Regions from separate parts of the Homo sapiens genome. Here region 1 is linked to region 2. The links are chromatin contacts, found by Hi-C or POLR2A ChIA-PET in ENCODE. All regions are on one chromosome and are shown on one strand. The core of a region is the stretch at or near the end of the contact, and the rest is flanking DNA. Distances in the headings are between cores, read along the strand shown. Region 1 has its middle 31 kb from the start of GIMAP7. Region 2 has its middle 20 kb from the start of GIMAP4.

The links. A loop is a pair of places that touch in the nucleus more often than their neighbours do. ChIA-PET counts read pairs that join two places held with the same protein, here RNA polymerase II (POLR2A). Pooled maps may share reads with other maps.
Region 1: a map of endothelial cell of umbilical vein shows a loop between it and region 2 (6-fold over the local background). The contact joins two enhancer-like sites. A Hi-C loop is called at or near these places in 1 of 168 maps with a recorded cell type or tissue (endothelial cell of umbilical vein) and 1 of 50 pooled maps. POLR2A ChIA-PET finds 5 or more read pairs at or near these places in 7 of 52 experiments (CD4-positive, alpha-beta T cell, CD8-positive, alpha-beta T cell, T-cell and 4 more).

Annotation. Positions count from the first base shown.
Region 1 is chr7:150,481,331-150,486,023 of GRCh38, reverse strand. It overlaps the pseudogene EIF2AP1. Among named protein-coding and RNA genes, the nearest start is that of GIMAP7, 31 kb to the left of the region's middle. Within about 2 kb of position 1,808, at least 5 of the 41 ENCODE cell types and tissues checked have a DNase peak (open chromatin) inside an H3K27ac peak, as active enhancers do; they include endothelial cell of umbilical vein, where a contact is called at or near this core.
Region 2 is chr7:150,585,319-150,590,188 of GRCh38, reverse strand. No RefSeq gene overlaps it. Among named protein-coding and RNA genes, the nearest start is that of GIMAP4, 20 kb to the right of the region's middle. RefSeq lists an enhancer at 3,484-3,663. Within about 2 kb of position 3,573, at least 5 of the 41 ENCODE cell types and tissues checked have a DNase peak (open chromatin) inside an H3K27ac peak, as active enhancers do; they include endothelial cell of umbilical vein, where a contact is called at or near this core.

The DNA.
Region 1 (4,693 bases), core at 559-3,058, 100 kb after region 2:
TTTATAACCAAACATATCTTAATTTCACCTGAGGACAGACGGGTGCCTCCAACAGAATTTAGCCATGTTCATGTGCTTAGAAATTCCAAAAAGTAAGCATGTTAATACTTTTCGAACCACCGTTCACATTCCAGGTGTTACTGTTTCGATTCAGCGTGCCGATGAGCCCCTTCTTTCCTCCATAGCTCTGAATAATAGCATATATACCCCAGGCGCGGTGGCTCACGCCTGTAATCCCAGCACTTTGGAAGCCTGAGGCGGGCAGATCACGAGGTCAGGAGATCGAGACCATCCTGGCTAACACGGTGAAACCCCCGTCTCTACTAAAAATACAAAAAATTAGCTGGGCGTGTTGGCGGGCGCCTGTAGTCCCAGCTACTCGGGAGGCTGAGGCAGGAGAATGGCGTGAACCCGGGAGGCGGAGCTTGCAGTGAGCCGAGATCGCGCCACTGCACTCCAGCCTGGCCAACATAGCGAGACTCCGTCTCAAAAAAAAAAAAAATAGCATATATACATAAAGAATGGAGTCGGTTGGGCAAATGATCACCTTTTCATCCAAAACACAGAGCCCCCTAAGATGTTGGAGTGAAGAACACAACAAGAATGAAAGTTCAAAATGAGGCTTCCCAAATTTTCTTTCTAAATGGAGTAGCATGAGCCCACAGTACAACTCAGCTAACATCCATACCACATTAGACTGAGAAAAGTAAACCTGAAGAGGAAAGATTAGCCGGAATCTGCCCAAAATAGGCCTACTCCAGACAGCTTATAACATGGAAAAAGGAAGCCCCAGGCAGGCTACGTATACATGGGTGTAGGGAGATCTAGGAACCTGTTTCCTGGTTTGAGGCAAAGTAACATTAGTAGTGAGAACTAAAATACAATCTAAAAGCTATCAGTGAGTTGGTAATAGGTAATGCAGATGTCGACAAAACCATAGTTTCCTACTGTCAATAACAAACCTGTTTCTATATTGCAACAAATAAAATGCTATAATGTAAATACTGAAGAGTGATCCCATTTATAATGAGTTGGGCCCTCTAGGAAAACTCTTGTCAAAGCAGCAATTCTCTACTTGCTGTGTGATTGTAAACTTGACTTTGGAACTGGCTCTTGTAATACAGTCTACTATAGTCTTCATACATATTACCACTGTATTCATACATATTACTACTGTAGGGGTTTGGAAATCAAGGGGAAAAATTGTGGGATGTTAAAAACCACAAACTTATTTCCAAACCTATGGCTTCAAATTTTACATACTTTGCTTGGTGCCCAGATAAAGAGCTGTACAATGTTTTTTCTGCATCCAGTGAAATGATCATGCAATTTTTGTCCTTCATTCTATTAATATGGTGTAATACATGACTGATACTTGTATACTGAACCTGTCTTGCAACAACTACTACATGTGCCCCCAGGTTATGTGTTAATAATGGGTGCGAGATTTTCCATTATACTAGCTCTATCCTGCACAAAAATATCATGCCATCAAATGCAGAAATCGTTAGCGAAAAATTCTGGACATAGTATTTCCAATAAAATCAATAACTTATTAAGCAGTTCTAAGTACCCTGTGAGGAGCCAATATTGCAATGACTTTTAGAACTCCACTTAGAAGAAATGAACAAGTCATTGATCTTAAGCTACATGAGGAGGGGCCGCAGAGAATATGAAACTACAAGGGCAAATAACAAGCCATTTCCCAAAACATCCCCTAAGAACAAAGGAAGCATGAAGCCAGTCACTGCAAAACAGGAAACACACCCCAAAATATCTTCTCTCAGCCAACATGAAGAGATTTTAAGATAGCGGGGAAAACATGAGAACCTAGGAAACTGAAAACAATCAAACAACTGAAATAACAAGCAGCAACCGGCAAACAGCTAGGAAAAAAAGCAGCTGGAGAAAATTCAAAAAGAGATAGCCCTTCTCCAGGAGCTAGAAGATTTAGAAATGAGTCTTTTAGGTATTTAAAGAACATAAATTGAATGCCAGAAATCAGTATAAATATATCTTCTTGTTAAACCTGATGGGGTACTCTAAACATTCTTATGCCCATACTTGATGATCATTTATAATGTATCCAATATTCTGAATATGTGGGGTTTTTAAATGTTTATTAAATGGACTTTTCCTACCTTTCAATGTAATGTAGAAGGGGGTAGGAATGAGTTTTTTTAACCAAAGCTTGACAGACTAAAACAGAGATATTATTATCCACTAAAGAACAGTCTCTCAAGACACAAATAAAAGCGTCTTACACTTTTTTAAAAGAGGAAGGAGCAAAAGGAAGAGTGATCAAAATCAGGAAGGAAGGCTGCATGCTGACTCTGCATGTTCTCTGCAGAACCTCCAGTAAAAGTTCCTGAAACTAAAACAACAGGAAAAAGAAAAAGTCGAATAGGAATAATTGTGTGTGTGAATACCAGGGTGTTTTTTTTTTTTTTTTAAAGTAACAGTAAAAACACCACATTTTAGGCTTTTGGAGTCTTGCACCAACAAAGAAACAGTGCATAATTCTGTAGGACTGAGGAGGTAGAGAAAAGGCTGAGGAAAAAGAGGACTCTTAGAAACAGTGGGGAGGATCTCAGGATTTTTCTTTCTTTTAAATTAGTACTATATTTATTCTTTTTCATTACCTTGTTCCTTTTTTAATTTTTATTTCAATGGTTTTTGGGGTACAGGTGGTTTTTGGTTACATGGATAAGTTATCTAGTGGTGATCTCTGAGATTTTAGTGCACCCGTCACCCAAGCAGAGTACACTGGACCCAGTGTCGTCTTTTATCCCTCATCCCCCTCCCAATCTGCCCCCCTCCCAGTTCCTCAGTCCATTATATCATTCTCGTGCCTTTGCGTCCTCATAGCTTAGCTCCCACTAAGAAATGAGAAAATACACTATTTGGTTTTCCATTCCTGAATTGCAAGTGGGATCTCCCAGGGCACCACTGGACAGGTCAAATAATGACATTTTTCTAGAAATGGGACTTTTAAGGGGCTCTAACTCCATTCAGCTCCCTTCAGTGGCTTCCAGGCTGCTAGTTTTCATAGTGATTTTAGTTTTTTGGTTTTCAAGGTTACCACAGAGTTGGGGGTAATGAGAAAGGGGCAAGTTGAAACATGACAGAACTCACTATTCTTACTATTTTTCTTGAATGAACACTCTCAATATTGCTTCAAGCGTTGGGTTGATACCCAGAGTTCTGAAAAAAAAAAAAAAAAAAAGAGTTGATTCTGACTATTTTTTGACAGTGTTCTCTATCTTTGTGGAGATTTTTGGAGGACATTATTCTGCTATTCCCACTGACATCATCTCACAATTATATTTGTCTTATAAATATATAGCATTATGGTTGCAGTGTGAAAGGTAATTTGAGAGAAGCAAGCCTCGAAACAGGTTCAATCCAAAGAAACAGTTGCAACAATCCAGTCCAGAAACGATGGTGACCATAACTCGAGTAGAGATAAGGAAAAAAAAAAGTGGATGCTCCAGAGAGACATGAAGCCTTTATAATACACAACTCTTTTGTTATTTGTTGGAAGAAAGAGTCAAGGCTTCTGTCATGGACAACTAGACAGATTATGGCACCATTTGCAAAATAGGAAACCCAGGAAGGAAGGGATGAACAGCCAGTGGAGCCAAAAGTGGTGCCCGTGAGAACCTCATTACCCAGTGAAAACACAAATAGAAGAAAGACCAAAGGTGTTTAGCGCATGCTCCAATACCCAGTAGGCCTTGCAGTGTTGACTTGAAGCTGTGGTGGCCAACAGGATTGAAAGGCATGCTTTGTAGTTAACAGTGCCTAGTAAGCAGCACCCAGTGGAGAAGGATTTGGATCAGGACAAAAGTAAAACCAAGATAAACACCACGTGACAAGTGACAGAAATTTTCGGTAGCTAATGTAACTCATCCATTGGGAAACCTCAGAAATAAATTGAGGGAAACAGGAACTTGCTGGCAGCCCATAGTGCTGCAAGAGCAGGTGGGTTGCAAGCTAGGAAAACATTCATAATTATTGTCGACATGATGTCATTTTAAACTTCAGGTTACTGATGATTTTTGAAGGACAAATTACAAGTATATTCCCAGAGGGTCTTTTAGGCATGACACCTTGGCCCTGGCTTGACCCCTTTTAGTCTAGCCTACACGCTGCCCTATAATCTGTGGGTCAGGAAACGCAAGCCCGCCACACTACCACCCACCAACATACATGAGGACGATGTGAAGTGAAGAGCAATAAACAGGAAGTTTGTAGCTGAAGAGGAAAATGTATCATGCTGATCATGCTGTTCACAACTAGATTTTACACCAGTCTGTTGAGCACATCCTGTGTGTATTCACAGAAATACAGAGGTGCAAGAGTGAAGGCCACGGAGGTTTCTCATGAACATCAAGCTGCCTCTCATGGGAGAACGGGAGGTGGGCCTGCCGATGCCTTCATCTGCTAGGGAGGATGATAGTGTGCTAGTGGTAGAGGCTGGACCAGTGGGCCCATGGAACAAGCTAATGTAAGGATGAGCTAGGAAGGAGAGGGTTTTTACTGAAAAGGTGGATGCTTCATTTGAGGGAGGAGGAGAAGAGGCTCATAGCCAAGTGGCCTGGGGATTCTTCTAGGGAAGTGAGCTTGCTGGCAGGCTTCACAGATCATGTCAGCAACTTAGCTGACTCCCTTGCAGAAATTTAGCCAAATT
Region 2 (4,870 bases), core at 2,324-4,823:
GCAAAAAGAACAAAGCTGGAGCATCATGCTACCTGACTTCAAACTATACTACAAGGCTACAGTAAATATAACAGCATGATACTGATACTGAAACCGATATATAGACCAATGGAATAGAACAGAGGCCTCAAAGATAATGCCATCCAACTACAACCATCTGGTCTTTGACAAACCTGACAAAAACAAGCAATGGGAAAAGGATTCCCTATTTAATAAATGGTGTTGGGAAAACTGGCTAGCCATATGCAGAAAACAGAAACTGGATGCCTTCCTTACACCTTATATAAAAATTAACTCAAGATGGATTAAAGACTTAAACATAAAACCTAAAACCATAAAAACCCTAGAAGAAAACCTAGGCAATACCATTCAAGACGTAGGCATGGGCAAAGACTTCATGACTAAAACACCAAAAGCAATGGCAACAAAAGCTAAAATTGACAAATGGGGTCTAATTAAACTAAAGAGCTTCTATACAGCAAAAGAAACTATCATCAGAGTGAAGAGGAAACCTACAAAATGGGAGAAAATTTTTGCAATCTATCCATCTGACAAACGGCTAATATCCAAATCTACAAGGAACATAAACAAATTTACAAGAAAAAAACAAACAACCCCATCAAAAAGTGGGTAAACAACATCCACAGACACTTATCAAAAGAAGACATTTATGCGCCAAAAAACATGAAAAAACTCATCATCATTGCTCATTAGAAAAATGCAAATCAAATCCACAATGAGATACCATCTCATAATACTTAGAATGGCCATCATTAAAAAGTCAGCAAACAACAGATGCTGGAGAGGATGTGGAGAAATAGGAACACTTTTTAAAAATATATGTATTTTTTATTAGTATACTTTAAGATCTAGAGTACATGTGCACAACATGCAGGTTTGATACATAGGTACACATGTGCCATGTTGTTTTGCTGCACCCATCAACTCCTCATTTACATTAGGTATTTCTCCTAATGCTATCCCTCCCCCTTCCCCCCACCCCACAACAGGCCCCAGTGTGTGATGTTCCCCACCCTGTGTCCATGTGTTCTCATTGTTCAATTCCCACCTATGAGTGAGAACATGTGGTGTTTGGTTTTCTGTCCTGGTGATAGTTTGCTGAGAATGATGGTTTCCAGCTTCATCCATGTCCCTACAAAGGACATGAACTCATCCTTTTTTATGGCTGCATAGTATTCCATGGTGTATAGGGGCCACATTTTCTTAATCCAGTCTATCACTGATGGACATTTGGGTTGGTTCCAAGTCTTTGCTATTGTGAATAGTGCCACAATAAACATATGTGTGCATGTGCATTTATAGTAGAATAATTTATAATCCTTTGGGTATATATACCCAGTAATGGGATGGCTGGGTCGAATGGTAATTCTAGTTCTAGATCCTTGAGGAATTGCCACACTGTCTTCCACAATGGTCAAACTAATTTATACGCCCACCAACAGTGTAAAAGTGTAGAAATAGTAACGCTTTTTCATTTTTATAGTAGAATGATATATAATCCCTTGGGTGTATACCCAAGAGTGGGAGTGTAAATTAGTTCAACCATTGTGGAAGATAGTGTGGCAATTCCTCAAGGATCTAGAACCAGAAATACCATTTGACCCAGCAATCCCATTACTGGGTATAAACCCAAAGGGTTATATATCATTCTACTATAAAGACACATGCACACATATGTTTATTGCAGCACTATTCACAATAGCAATGACTTGGAACCAACCCAAATGCCCATCAATGGTAGACTGGATAAAGAAAATGTGGCACATACATACCATGGAATACTATGCAGCCATTAAAAAAGATGAGCTCATGTCCTTTGCAGGGACAAGGATGAAGCTGGAAACCATCATTCTCAGCAAACTAACACAGGAACAGAAAACCAAACACTGCATGTTCTCACTCATAAGTGAGAGTTGAACAATGAGAACACATAGACACAGGAAGAGGAACATCACACACCGGGGCCTGTTGTGGGGTGGGGGGCTGAGGGAGGGACAGCATTAGGAGAAATACCTAATATAGATGACGGGTTGATGGGTGTAGCAAACCACCATGGCACGTGTATACCTATGTAACAAACCTGTACGTTCTGCACACGTATCCAGAACTTAGAGTATAATTTTTTTAAAAAGAATAAAATATTGGAAAGCAACATAGAGTGATGAAAACCAGACAAAAAGTAAAGGTGTTTAGATCCTCAAAATGAGGAACTACACGTGGCCACAGCCACATTAGAAAGACTGTTACTCTGAAAGTACTCCCCAGACCAAGGTTCAAGGGATGGGTAGAACTCTGATATCTAATATATCTATTTCCTGAGCCAACATCTGGAGAGACAAAACTCAGGATACACATCTGACTGCTTTATTTTTCTGCATTCCCCTCTGGCTCTTTTCCCCTAGAAGAGGATGTGGGTTTCCATATCTTATTACCTAGACTTCTGTATAAAACGCTAGTGTCTAGTAACCTGGAAACCTGGGCCTTGACATGGAAATTGGAGAAATGATAAAATGCAGACAATCCATTCTGAAGAAAGTACTCAGGCTAACATGGCTGAAAAAATTCTATTAATGTTTTTGAATGTTGGCAGCTGATTTTTCTATATGTCTATGAAGCAAATATTGCATTCTCAAAGAACCTCTAGCATTAGCATGCATTTAAGCTTGTTAAAATACAAACTTTCTGAGGAAGTAGGTGTAGAGTGGAACCTGGGAATTGGCATTCCTAACACCTAATGTTCAAGGCATTTCCCCTATTTCCAACATTCCTAGTAAATGACAGGGTGCCAAAGACCCTTCTCCCCTGCAGGATTCCGAAGGACATAGAACACACAAAGAACTCAATCAAATCAGGCAAAATACCGTCTTTTTACCAGAAGGATATGACTTTCTAATAAAGATGGAGTAGAGACCAGAGCTGGGACCAGAGCTCAAAGTAAGTGTCTTAATCCTCCTACTGGAACAGAAGGGAGTTATTCCCCATCCTGGGCCACCTGACAACCACAGAGTGACAGCCCCAGGAGAGAAAACCAACAGAATCTGACCCAGGCAGAGCTGCCAGAAGGAGACCTTCATTGGTGACTGTAGAGTGGAAAGAGAAAGCAAAAATGAAGGTCATGTCTGGTCACCACAGGGCAAAGGGGAAAGGACAGTCTGTTTCTTGTTTTTGGAAAGTTAAAACAATAGTAGGAAGTGCTCCAGTGGGTGTCAGGCTCTCTAACATCCTGGAATTGATCAGTCATCTGCATTCCTGAGAAGATGACAATTTATTAAGCAACTCCAGAGTTGTTTCCTCCTGGGTGTAGAGGGATAAACAGTTTCTCTTTCCAAGCCAGAGGGAGGAGAGTGAGCTTGGTATAGAAATGCCCAGTGCTGTCTTTGGTACCTTCCCCTGTAACTCAAAATCTCTAGGAAAGCTGCTGAAGCTTACATAATGCTGATCACTATTATGATGGTGGAAACTAGGCAGAAAACTGAACTTCAAGTGAATGAACTGCAAGTGCATGAAATGGGGTAAGACAGAGGACAGTGGCACACGCAGGAGGAAGTAGGGGAAGGATGAGGAAGTGAGTGCAGAAAGCTCCCTGCAGGAGGGAGTTTGGATTCTGTGTGCTGTGGAAATGCAGCTTGAGCCAAGTTTTACCATTCTCCAAGGGCAAGGGGGATGTACCACTGCCAAATGGGTGAAAAATATTTAACGAGTGCTTCACACACTCCAGGATATTGGAATCCAATGGTGAATAAGGAAGTGTTCTTCATCAGCCATAACTGTAGGAGACAGATAGCAAGTAGTCAAAATACAAGATCAAAACTACTTTGTCCTGGGTATACCCAGCATCAATGAGCATAAGTGTCTTGAATGGGCTAGGAAACATTTCCCACAAAAAGGTCAGATAGATGATGAATGCTGCTCTATGAATGCTTCAGCAGTGCCAAATCATCTTGTGGCTGACTGCCATGGTTATTACTTGAGACTGTCACTATGACAGTTACTACTGTTACTACTTGAGACCGTCATTACAAGACTGAATGAAGGGACGAACATAGAAATGAAAACTTAAGACAAAAGAAACCATTTTAAAGGAAAGGGAACTGGGGAAGAAGAAAAGGGCTCCCTGCTTCTAGTGAGCAAAGGCCGCCCCTGAGCTTCTACCACGCTTCGTATTTATTGGGTAGAATGACCAGGGAGCAGAAGGTAATGATTGGTCAGCTGCTTAATTGAACACAGGTTCACATTATTACTAACAGGCTTCAGATGTACCTAATCACAACAAACATTGCACTTGGCCGTCACTGCCCTCAGTATCCCTTCTGGGTGGAAGACACAGTTTGTCGGTCTGCCAACATTCTGCATTTGAGAAACAGTTTGCTGCCTACTCATATAGCCTCCAGTGGTATGCTGAATTGACCACGACCCTCAATCTTTTGTCCTCCAACATTTCTCCCTTTTTGTTTTTGAATTAATTGAATAAGGCAATTGCAAAATGTGCAGCCTTCAATTGCTGGTTGGTGGTTCGTTCGTCTTCACATTCAGATTCAACTGGCTCATGGCTCACACTGGGGGAACCAGGCCTGTGGCTGGGATCCATGGTTCCCTCCAATCTCCTGTTCCATGGTTGTACACACCTTGAGGGCACCCACATGGTTTGTTCATTTGCTGTGAAAACACAAGCATACCCTCGCCCCCACGTTAGTAAATCTAGCAAAGCAGAAGCAAAAAGTTTTTGTGGCTGTAGCCGGGAGGCATGCCGTTGCTGAAGCGTCTGCTCTGCAACCTGTAACTCAGCTTCTGTCTCTTTGGTTAATTACCGCAGGGTAAAACTTTCCATTGATAATGAGAGGCTGGCTCT